2 separate regions of the Homo sapiens genome follow, and region 1 is linked to region 2. Evidence: chromatin loops called from intact Hi-C (ENCODE). Cell type or tissue: lower leg skin. All regions are shown on one strand. Each heading gives the region's core, and the rest is flanking DNA. Links, peaks and the distances in the headings are about the cores only.

What was found. A loop is a pair of places that touch in the nucleus more often than their neighbours do. Peaks named below come from ENCODE experiments on the same cell type or tissue, not always from the same donor. Only the 100,000 strongest peaks of a DNase experiment are listed, where the experiment ranks them.
Region 1: a loop joins it to region 2, with 4 times the contacts of the local background. A loop is called at or near these places in 1 of 110 quality-filtered maps.

The regions. Positions count from the first base shown.
Region 1 is chr18:8,892,762-8,897,159 of GRCh38, forward strand. No RefSeq gene overlaps it. Among named protein-coding and RNA genes, the nearest start is that of GACAT2, 190 kb to the left of the region's middle. In lower leg skin, for the core only: no CTCF peak of the experiment used is centred there; no DNase peak of the experiment used is centred there.
Region 2 is chr18:8,827,975-8,832,372 of GRCh38, forward strand. MTCL1 (microtubule crosslinking factor 1) reads left to right here. Exons shown (of 15, transcript NM_001395333.1): 15 at 3,633-4,398. The coding sequence ends at 3,866. Among named protein-coding and RNA genes, the nearest start is that of GACAT2, 120 kb to the left of the region's middle. RefSeq lists enhancers at 1,966-2,489, 2,490-3,012. In lower leg skin, for the core only: no CTCF peak of the experiment used is centred there; a DNase peak (open chromatin) is centred at 2,527.

The DNA of each region.
Region 1 (4,398 bases), core at 265-4,264, 65 kb after region 2:
TGCACTCCAGCCAGGGCAACAGAATGAGATTCTGTCTCAAAAAATAAAAAATTAAAAAAAATTTTTTTAAACCCAAAATATTACTGCAGATGTCCTTATACGCAGTGGTGTTAGTTTTAGAAACTGATTCTACGGGTATGCTTGCTCGTGTGTAAAATTATTCATATACAAATTATTTATGACAGTATTGTTTCTAGTAGTAAAATATCGGAAATATTCTAAATGTTCATCAGTAGGAGAATGGTCAAATAGTTATGCTACAACCATATAATAAAAATAATTCATATATCCATAACAATAAATGAAGAGGGAAGCTTTTATGTACTTCGTGAAAAATATAGTAAGTGAAAAAGAGGGGTCCAGCAAAGTGGGCATTGTATGCTACTAGTTTGTAAAAATTAAAAATTAAAAAAAAATAGCAGAGGCATATTAGTCTGCTAGGGCTGCCATAACAAATATTACAGACTGGGTGGCTTAAACAACAGAAATTTTCTCTCAACTCTGAAAGCTAGAAATCCAAGATCAGGGTGTCAGCAAGTTTGGTTTTTCCTGGAGCCCCTTGTCTTGGCTTGCAGACGGCCATCTTCTCTTTGTATCTTCATGTGGTTTTCCCTCTGCATGTGTTTGTCTTCATCTCCTCCTCTTATAAGGACACCATATTGGCCTAGGGCCCACCCAAATGACTTCACTTTACCTTAAGTATCTCTTTAAAGGCCCTATCTCCAAATGCAGGACATACTGGGGATTACGGCTTCAGCATAAGAATTTGGGGAATACAAATTCAGTCCATAACAGGGGGCAATAAGGAAGATAGATATACAGATCTATGTCTATATATGCACAAAATATCTCAGATATACACAAGAAACCATTAACATCATTTGACTTCAAGGTGGGGCCCTGTGTGGCTGGAGGAGAGGAGGGAAGGGGGACGTTTCATTATATGCCTTTTTGAAGTGTCTGAATTTTGGATCATTGTTTATATTTTAAAATATACAAATTTAAAAGTGTTTAAATGAAGAGGTTGGATTGGAGTCCAGGACTTCAGACCATATATGGCATCTAGTAGGAAGACTCTTTATGTGCTGATGAAATAACAAGTCCTCACACTCTTCCAGGATAATAATTGCCTGCCTGGCACTTATGTAATGGAGATAAAGCTACTGGAAGCCAATACTATCACAAGATGAATGCTTGCTATTTTAAAAATAAGCACCTGAGCATTTATCTACTTTCACAATCCAATTTTCTGTGACAGCAGCATTTTTCCATCATTAACTTCAATGTGTAGGATAATGCATTTGTAGCTGACAACTATTTTACAAATAGTAAAGAATGTAGCATAATAATGTATGTTCACTCGGGCTAAGACATGAGTAACTGAACATTTTTATAAGTTAGCTATAGCTGAAATAATATGTCCTTTATTGCCACAAGAAGGGGGAATAATAGCTGTGCCTTAATAATCTCAGTGTTAAGAATAAATTTCCCAACACCTCTTAGAAAGGTGAAAGAAGTATAGACAACAGGACTAGAAATACTACATATTTTGAGGAATAGTAATAATAGCTAGTGGTGCAGTTGTTTTGTGCTATATATTTTCAAAGTGCTTTTCACTTGCTCATTTATTCCAACTATTATTTTAAGATAAATTTTAACTCATATTTTATAGATGAAAAAAAATGTGGGGCAGTATAGCAGAAAAATGGTCAGCATTGATTCTGTGTTCATGGAATTCAAAGACTGCGTGGTATGTGTTATATCTAGAGATATTGCCAATTGAGAGAAATTGGATCATTCTTAAATTGGCTGATGGGTCCTCCTAAGTAGCAAGAAAATGTGATTCAGGGTTCAAACCTGAAGTTAAAAAACATGCAAGAGAGGACAAGAACTCCTACACAGTACATGTTTATTTATTTTTTGAGTAATAATTGCAGTGTATTGAGAGTTTTTATCTCACTTTATCTTTACCATGGGAAATACACAGCAAAATTCTCACTTTTACAAATTCTCAAAGAAGCATGATATTAATAATACAATGTATTTAATAATATGAAGACTGTGTTACTTTCTGCCTATGCTATTGAATACTTCAATACATATCTGCAGATGACCCTAAAAACCCACAAAGCCCAAAACTGAAGTCTGTGATAGAATTCCAGTGACAGATAGTAACTGAACATGAAAGCGTTCTTCTTTCCACTCCAAAATTAGCAATTCAGCCATCATCTTGTAGAGCTGAATGGGACAGCCACTCTCCAAGGTTCTGAGGACCTGACAGGGTCCCGGTCTACCCTCCTCATCACAGTATAACGAATGTATTTGCAGACTGAGAACATTCACTCCCTGATATGGTTTGGATTTGTCTCCCCACCCAAATCTCATGTTGAAATGTAATCCCCAGTGTTGGAGGAGGGGCCTGGTGGGAGGTGACTGGATCATGGAGGTACATTTCCCCCTTGCTGGTCTTGTAATAGCAAGTAAGTTCTCAGAAGATCTGGTTGTTTAAAATTGTATAGCACCTCCCCCCTTTTCTCTCTTCCTCCTCCAGCCATGTAAGATGCACCTACTTCACCTTTGCCTTCCGCCATGATTGTAAGTTTCCTGAGGCCTCTCCAGCCATGCTTCCTATGCAGCCTGCAGAACCATGAGCCAATTAAACCTTTCTTTATAAATTATCCAGTTTCAGGTATTTATTTATAGCAGTGCAAGGACAGACTAATACACTCCCTCACTTTGGTTCCAAGTTAAAGATCTGTTTGCAATTATACCATCAGGAATTCACTTGAGTTGCCCATGGACTAGACAGAGATGAGGAGACTGTTCAGGGAATACTTAAACTAATCAAAGCAACTTTACTAACAGGCTTAGCTGAGATACAAGCTCTGAAATATTTGGTGATGGATTCAAAGAATGAGGAGGCCAGGTTCAGTGGCTCACTCCTGTAATCCCAGCAGTTTGGGAGGCCAAGACAGGCAGATCATGAGGTCAAGAGATTGACATCATCCTGGCCAACATGGTGAAACCCCGTCTGTACTAAAAATACAAAAATTAGCTGGGCATGGTGGTGCACACCTGTAGTCCCAGCTACTCGGAAGGCTGAGGCAGGAGAATCACTTGAACCCTGGAGGCGGAGGTTGCAGTGAACTGAGATTGCACCACTGCACTCCAGCCTGGCAACACATCAAGACTCAGTCTCAAAAAAAAAAAAAAATGAAGAATACTATTTTCAAGTTTAATTACATATAGCTACCCTACAAAGATGACCTCCAGGGAACCACACTTTCTGATATTCATGCCTTGGAGAGTCCTCTCCCACACTGAATCCCAGCTGGCCTGTGACTCACATCAACCAAGAGAATGTGGTAGAAATCTTACCATGCCAATTCCAGGCCCAACCTTAAGAGGCTTGGCAGCATCTGCTTCTCATTTCTTGGATCACATGCCTTTAGGAGCTTTTAACTACCATGTGAAAAGTCATATGGAGAAGTCCCAAGACTGGAGGGAGAGAGAGTGGGAGAGAAAGAGAGACAGGGAGGGAGAAGAGGCCCGGTGGAGCTCCAGCTGTTCCCTCCAAGGCTGCATGTGGGTTAATCCTCTTGGACCTCTTCAGCCCAAGCAAGCCCCTGGCCTCACATGAAACAGAAGAACCACACAGCTGAGCTCAGTCAGAATCATGAGAGATAATAAGACATTGTTTGCTTTAGACCACTGAGTTGTGAGGTGGTTTGTTACCCAGAAATAGACAACTGAGACACAGATCCAGACCAATTTCATCAGAAATGTACTAGGCATGTCTGTCTTGTTGCCCACTAGCATCACAAATTCCGCTTGCCCACATTGGAAATAATCATTTCCCCCATGCCCTCTCCACTCCTGTGGTCCTCATAACAATGACTGTACCACCATCCACAGAGTTGCCCAGTGGCCCCCTGGAGGAAAAGGGAGAAACTCATTAAGTTTAAAGCTGAGATGACTGGGATAATCCATCCCCAGGCCTAGCAATGATGGCTTTCTGGAAAAAAAACTTGTTAAATAAATGAATGAACAGATGTCATTCCACAAATTGTCCTGTACTCTCATATTTCTATTTCTCATGCTGCCTCCTTTACTCCCAACACTATCCCACTCATAATTAATTAGCTTAACTCCTTACCTATAAGACCAAGCTAGGGCTGGGTGTGGTGGCTCAAACCTGTAATCCCAGCACTTTGGGAGGCTGAAGTGGAAAGATTGCTTCAGGCCAGGAGTTTAAGATCAGTCCAGGCAGCACAGTGAAACCCCCATCTCTACACACACACAAAAAAATCTTTTTTTTAATTAGCTGGGCACGGTGGCATACACCTTTCTCAGCTACTGGAGAGGCTGAGGTGGGATTATCACTGTGCCAGGAGTTTG
Region 2 (4,398 bases), core at 124-4,123:
GTTGCAGGGCCTCAGAGCGGGCATGGAGCACTCATCGGCAGCATCTAAATGCCACGGGCTCTTTTTTCCATTTCTGTTGGAATTTTCCTCGTTCTAGATTCCAGTGGGATTGTTCTGAATTGATGTAATATATTCAGGCCATTGCAACCCCTTCCCATTGCTCCATGAATTATGCAGTAGTTCTCGGTATGCGTTCCCAAATCCCCAGGACTACTTCTGATTCCAAGCCCACCCAGTGCGCTGTTGCGGAATCTTTCCCCGAATGTTCACTCAGGCATCCACACCCAGGAGTGATGCAGGTGACAAGAAATCTCCCTTTCTCACTGCACTGTCATCCCATAAGCCACTCGGGCCTCTTTTTCTCTTGACACCATGGCACTAGTTCAGCAGTGCAGAGAGAAGCCGTGAGGAGTTCCGGTGTGAAGAGAAAGAATCTGAAAATGGAATGCTCTTCCTCCCTCCCCTAAGTGGAAAATGTGAGGGGAACTTTTTAGAGTAAGTGGCAGTAGCTTGGCTGTTGTGACCGAAACAAACGCAGCCGTATAATAGTCTCTGTTTTAGATACCAGTCATGCAATTTCCATATCTCTGTTTGCCAAAGTGCTGTTTGAAATGTTAAATGCTAAAGGGTGACTCGGAAGCATAGAAACTAGAGGGAGGTCTGTGACTCCTCCATGGAGTTTCCTTCTTCTCTCTGGGCAGATGGCAGAGGGCAGGCCTGTGTGCCTAGTGCCTGGCCACTTCCCCACACCTGCCTTGGAGTGAATGTGCTAGATCTGAGAGCCCGCAAGTCTCTCCTGGTGGCTACCCCTGAGCGAGAGGGATGGTCCTCTACCTCCGGGCTTGCTGACTTTAAACCTTTATTGTTCTCCTGTTTAAAAAACACTTTCCAACCTTCTTGCTTTTCTTTTCTTTCTCTGTCTGTTCTGTCCAGAACCAAACTGTCTTGCTAACTGCCCCCTGGGGACTCTAGCCCTGCCCGCCTCACGCTGTAAGTGCTTCCTTCCTTGTTTCCCAACTGTCTGGAGAGGTCGTGTTGTGTAACTCGCAGTTGGCACCTGACGCTCATCACCTGAGGGAGTTCTGCCCGGTGGCGGTACCCTCGCTCACCCCAAGTTCCAGGAGGTTCGCCTAAACCCAGGAACAGATTGATAAGGCCAGAGACTCATCTGCTCTGCTAGAGGGTTGACCACTCAATGCAAAGAAGGGTTTTTAGGTTATAGAGATTCTGCTGAGATTTCTCCGCTTTTGTACATTTGCAGCCAATATGCTTTCAGAGAATTGAGTAGATACTGGCCAGGAGGGGACATCCTAGGCACAGGGGTCTTGCCTGAGGGGGTCTTTGGGCCCAGCCACCCAGGACTGGTCAACATTTTGGTTATACGTGCACTGGCATGTGCTGAAATGAGGTGTGACCCTAATGTGATAAGGCTTTTGTTTTTCATTTTTCAACAACCATACCACAAGGAATGAACCCAAATATATCTTGTCCTTCCAAGTGAGCACCGTGGGTGACAGAGTAAATGCTCAATAAATATTTGTTGAATGAATAAACAACAAAATCATCCCCACTCCAAATATCTTGAGACCTTCCCTCAGAATTGCTTTCAGAGTCTGAGTCAAAGCACATGAGAAAAGATATACTTTTTGATCAAGGATATAGTCATCCACCCACCTCATCCACTGGCCTTGACTCGAAGCCAGTAGTATCTGTTGTCAAATACAACAGATGTATCCCCATGAAAAGATGACAGGGAACACAGGGAGGGTCAATTCCCAGAAACGTGCTACAGGGGCAGCATCCCAGGACACCATGCCATGCAGCGACCACAGTGGCTTCTCGGGAAAGCGCAGCATCGTTTGCTTGTACATGCCGGTGTGTTACTAAGGAAAAGGTTGATTCCCTTGAATGCAGACTCACAGTGATTCTTCCTTCACAAGCAGAGGCTGGCAAAGAGGGGGTACTGAATGGTCTCATAAAAAGCCTGCTCTTCAGCACCAGCCAGGCGGAACGGGATACGGTGGTGTCAGATAAACCTATGACAGCAGCTTCACCAACACACAACACACACAGAACAGATACACAATACACAACACACACACTACTTCTATAACAAGGGGAGCGCAGACACAAAACACACAGATTTCCCAAACCGTGTGTCCCAGTCAAGCACTGTGGGCTGCAGTGAGATGAGGACACAGGAGCACCTTGGGTTAGTCTGCATCTTGGTGGCTGGTGGCGCTGGTGGAGTTTTAACTGGAGAGGTATTTCTGGTTGTCACGGTACTGTTAGCATAATGCTTTGGGAACAGAAGCTTCTCCCTGTGGCCGTATGAAGTTCCAGCCACAAAAGCAGCAGGGAGCATGAAGCATAGTCTCCAGGGCCACTGTTCCTTTTCTGCTGACCCCAGAGGGAGGCAGGGAAACCGCTCGCCCCATTGCTCTTCTGGAAGCCTGTGGCTCCCACGCTGTCCTCGGGCCATGCTGTCTCTGCCGTGTTCCATCTTCTCCCGAGTGACACTGCCCATTCCGTGCAGCCGTCTGTCCTTCCCCCGCTGCTGCTCCCCTGCACCACTGGCTGGGCTGTCCTCATCCTGGTCTTTTCAGTTGCTTGTCACATCTTTTTAAATCCTCCAACTCACTTCCTTTCTTTGAGGGTCCTTGTTCTCTGTCATCCTTCCTGTGCCTTCCATTCAGTTCACCTCAAGCTTCCAGTGTCTGAGTGTCATTCCAGCCAGCGGGCTCCATGCTGGGCAACTCAGTTTTCTCATGCCACAGCTTTTTACATTTCTGTGTATCAGCAAATTCCAAATTTGGGTGTCCTGGTTTTGTAACATGTAAGGACAAGGAGCTCAACATTCTTTAAAAACAAAGTAGCTTGAGAATAAGGATTCTAGGTGATTTGCACATGGTTGAGTGTGTCTTGCATCACCTGCTCGCAGAACATTAGGATGCCTGAAACACAAAACCACCAGTACATTCTGATTCTACCTTTTTAAAATGCTGCTGCAATTGAACAGTCATTAAAGAAAACCAGACCCAAATTAAAATTTCTGCCTGCAGCATTTTTGCCATGTTGTGGGAGTTTGTTTAAGCTACTCCCAGTCAATTTCAAATAAACAGTAGCAGAGTTCGTTTAAGACGACTGCCATTGCTAACACAGCTGAATGAAATCAGAGGTCTCTTTGTGGGCTCCCAGTAGATCCAGGCCCTGTAGGACCAGTTCACTTGTCCACTGTAGCTAAATAGATCATACAAAAGGGCCAAATGAACAGATCTACCAGATAGGAATATGATGAAGTGGCCTGTGGAGACCGCTGCCACAGTCACTGTGTCATGCCTTCTGTATACCCCAGCCCAATTCTAAAGGAGCTTTGCAAGCTGACTCATCTCACAGTATTGCTGTGTTTAATCATAATTGGTCTCTTCCCATTCATGTCACTGATCATTTGTGTTGAATTCTTTATTATTTTAAGTTATTCTGCATGAGCATAGAAAGTAGTTAATATTCACGAGTTGCCTGTGGTGTATACTTCATCTCACTTGAGTCTGTTGAGAAGTGTGTTTGGGGGAATCATCCACTGGTGACACTGCCGGTCTGAGTAACCCTGTCTCCCTTTCTCGGCTCTGAAGGAACTACCTTGTTCTGCACTAGCTCCATCCCTAGAGCCCTGCTTCTCCAGGCCCGAGAGACCAGCAAACCGTCGCCCTCCGTCCCGTTGGGCCCCACATTCCCCCACTGCCTCACAGCCTCAGTCACCCGGAGACCCGACGTCCTTGGAGGAGCATGGTGGCGAGGAGCCGCCCGAGGAGCAGCCACACCGAGATGCAAGCTTGCATGGATTATCACAGTATAATTCACTGTAATTTGCATAACCACACCATCACCATGAACAAAACTCTGCCCAACAGGAGAGATCTAGTTTTCTCAAGGTCAAAGAATGTTTTTTAAAAACACAAAGCTGCTGAATGTTCAACCTGTGAAACTGAGATGTTTCTAGAATGAAACAGTAAATGTGCCTGTAATAACTTAATTTTTTTCATAGCTCAGAAAACTATTTTTGTCTCCATCTTTTTTACACACAGTATATTAAACGAAAAGGTAAATAAGGTATAAATAGATTTAAAAAATAAAAGTTTTAAAAAATGTACATTTTAAGAGATTCTGAACACCCTCGCTGTCAATACCTGACTGCCTCTGTTAAATTTGCACTGTTACATTTTGGTTCAGTTTATTTCCATGTTGAATTAGAGTGGATTAAGTTAATTTTATTTTGTCAGTGTTACTGTTTTTTACGAATTTTTTAATGCTTCAGACTGTCTGATTCAGTGAACTTTTTGTAGTGAAAAAGCCATGAAGCCAGTAGACAAGACAGATATTCTGTATGCTGGAGGGGAT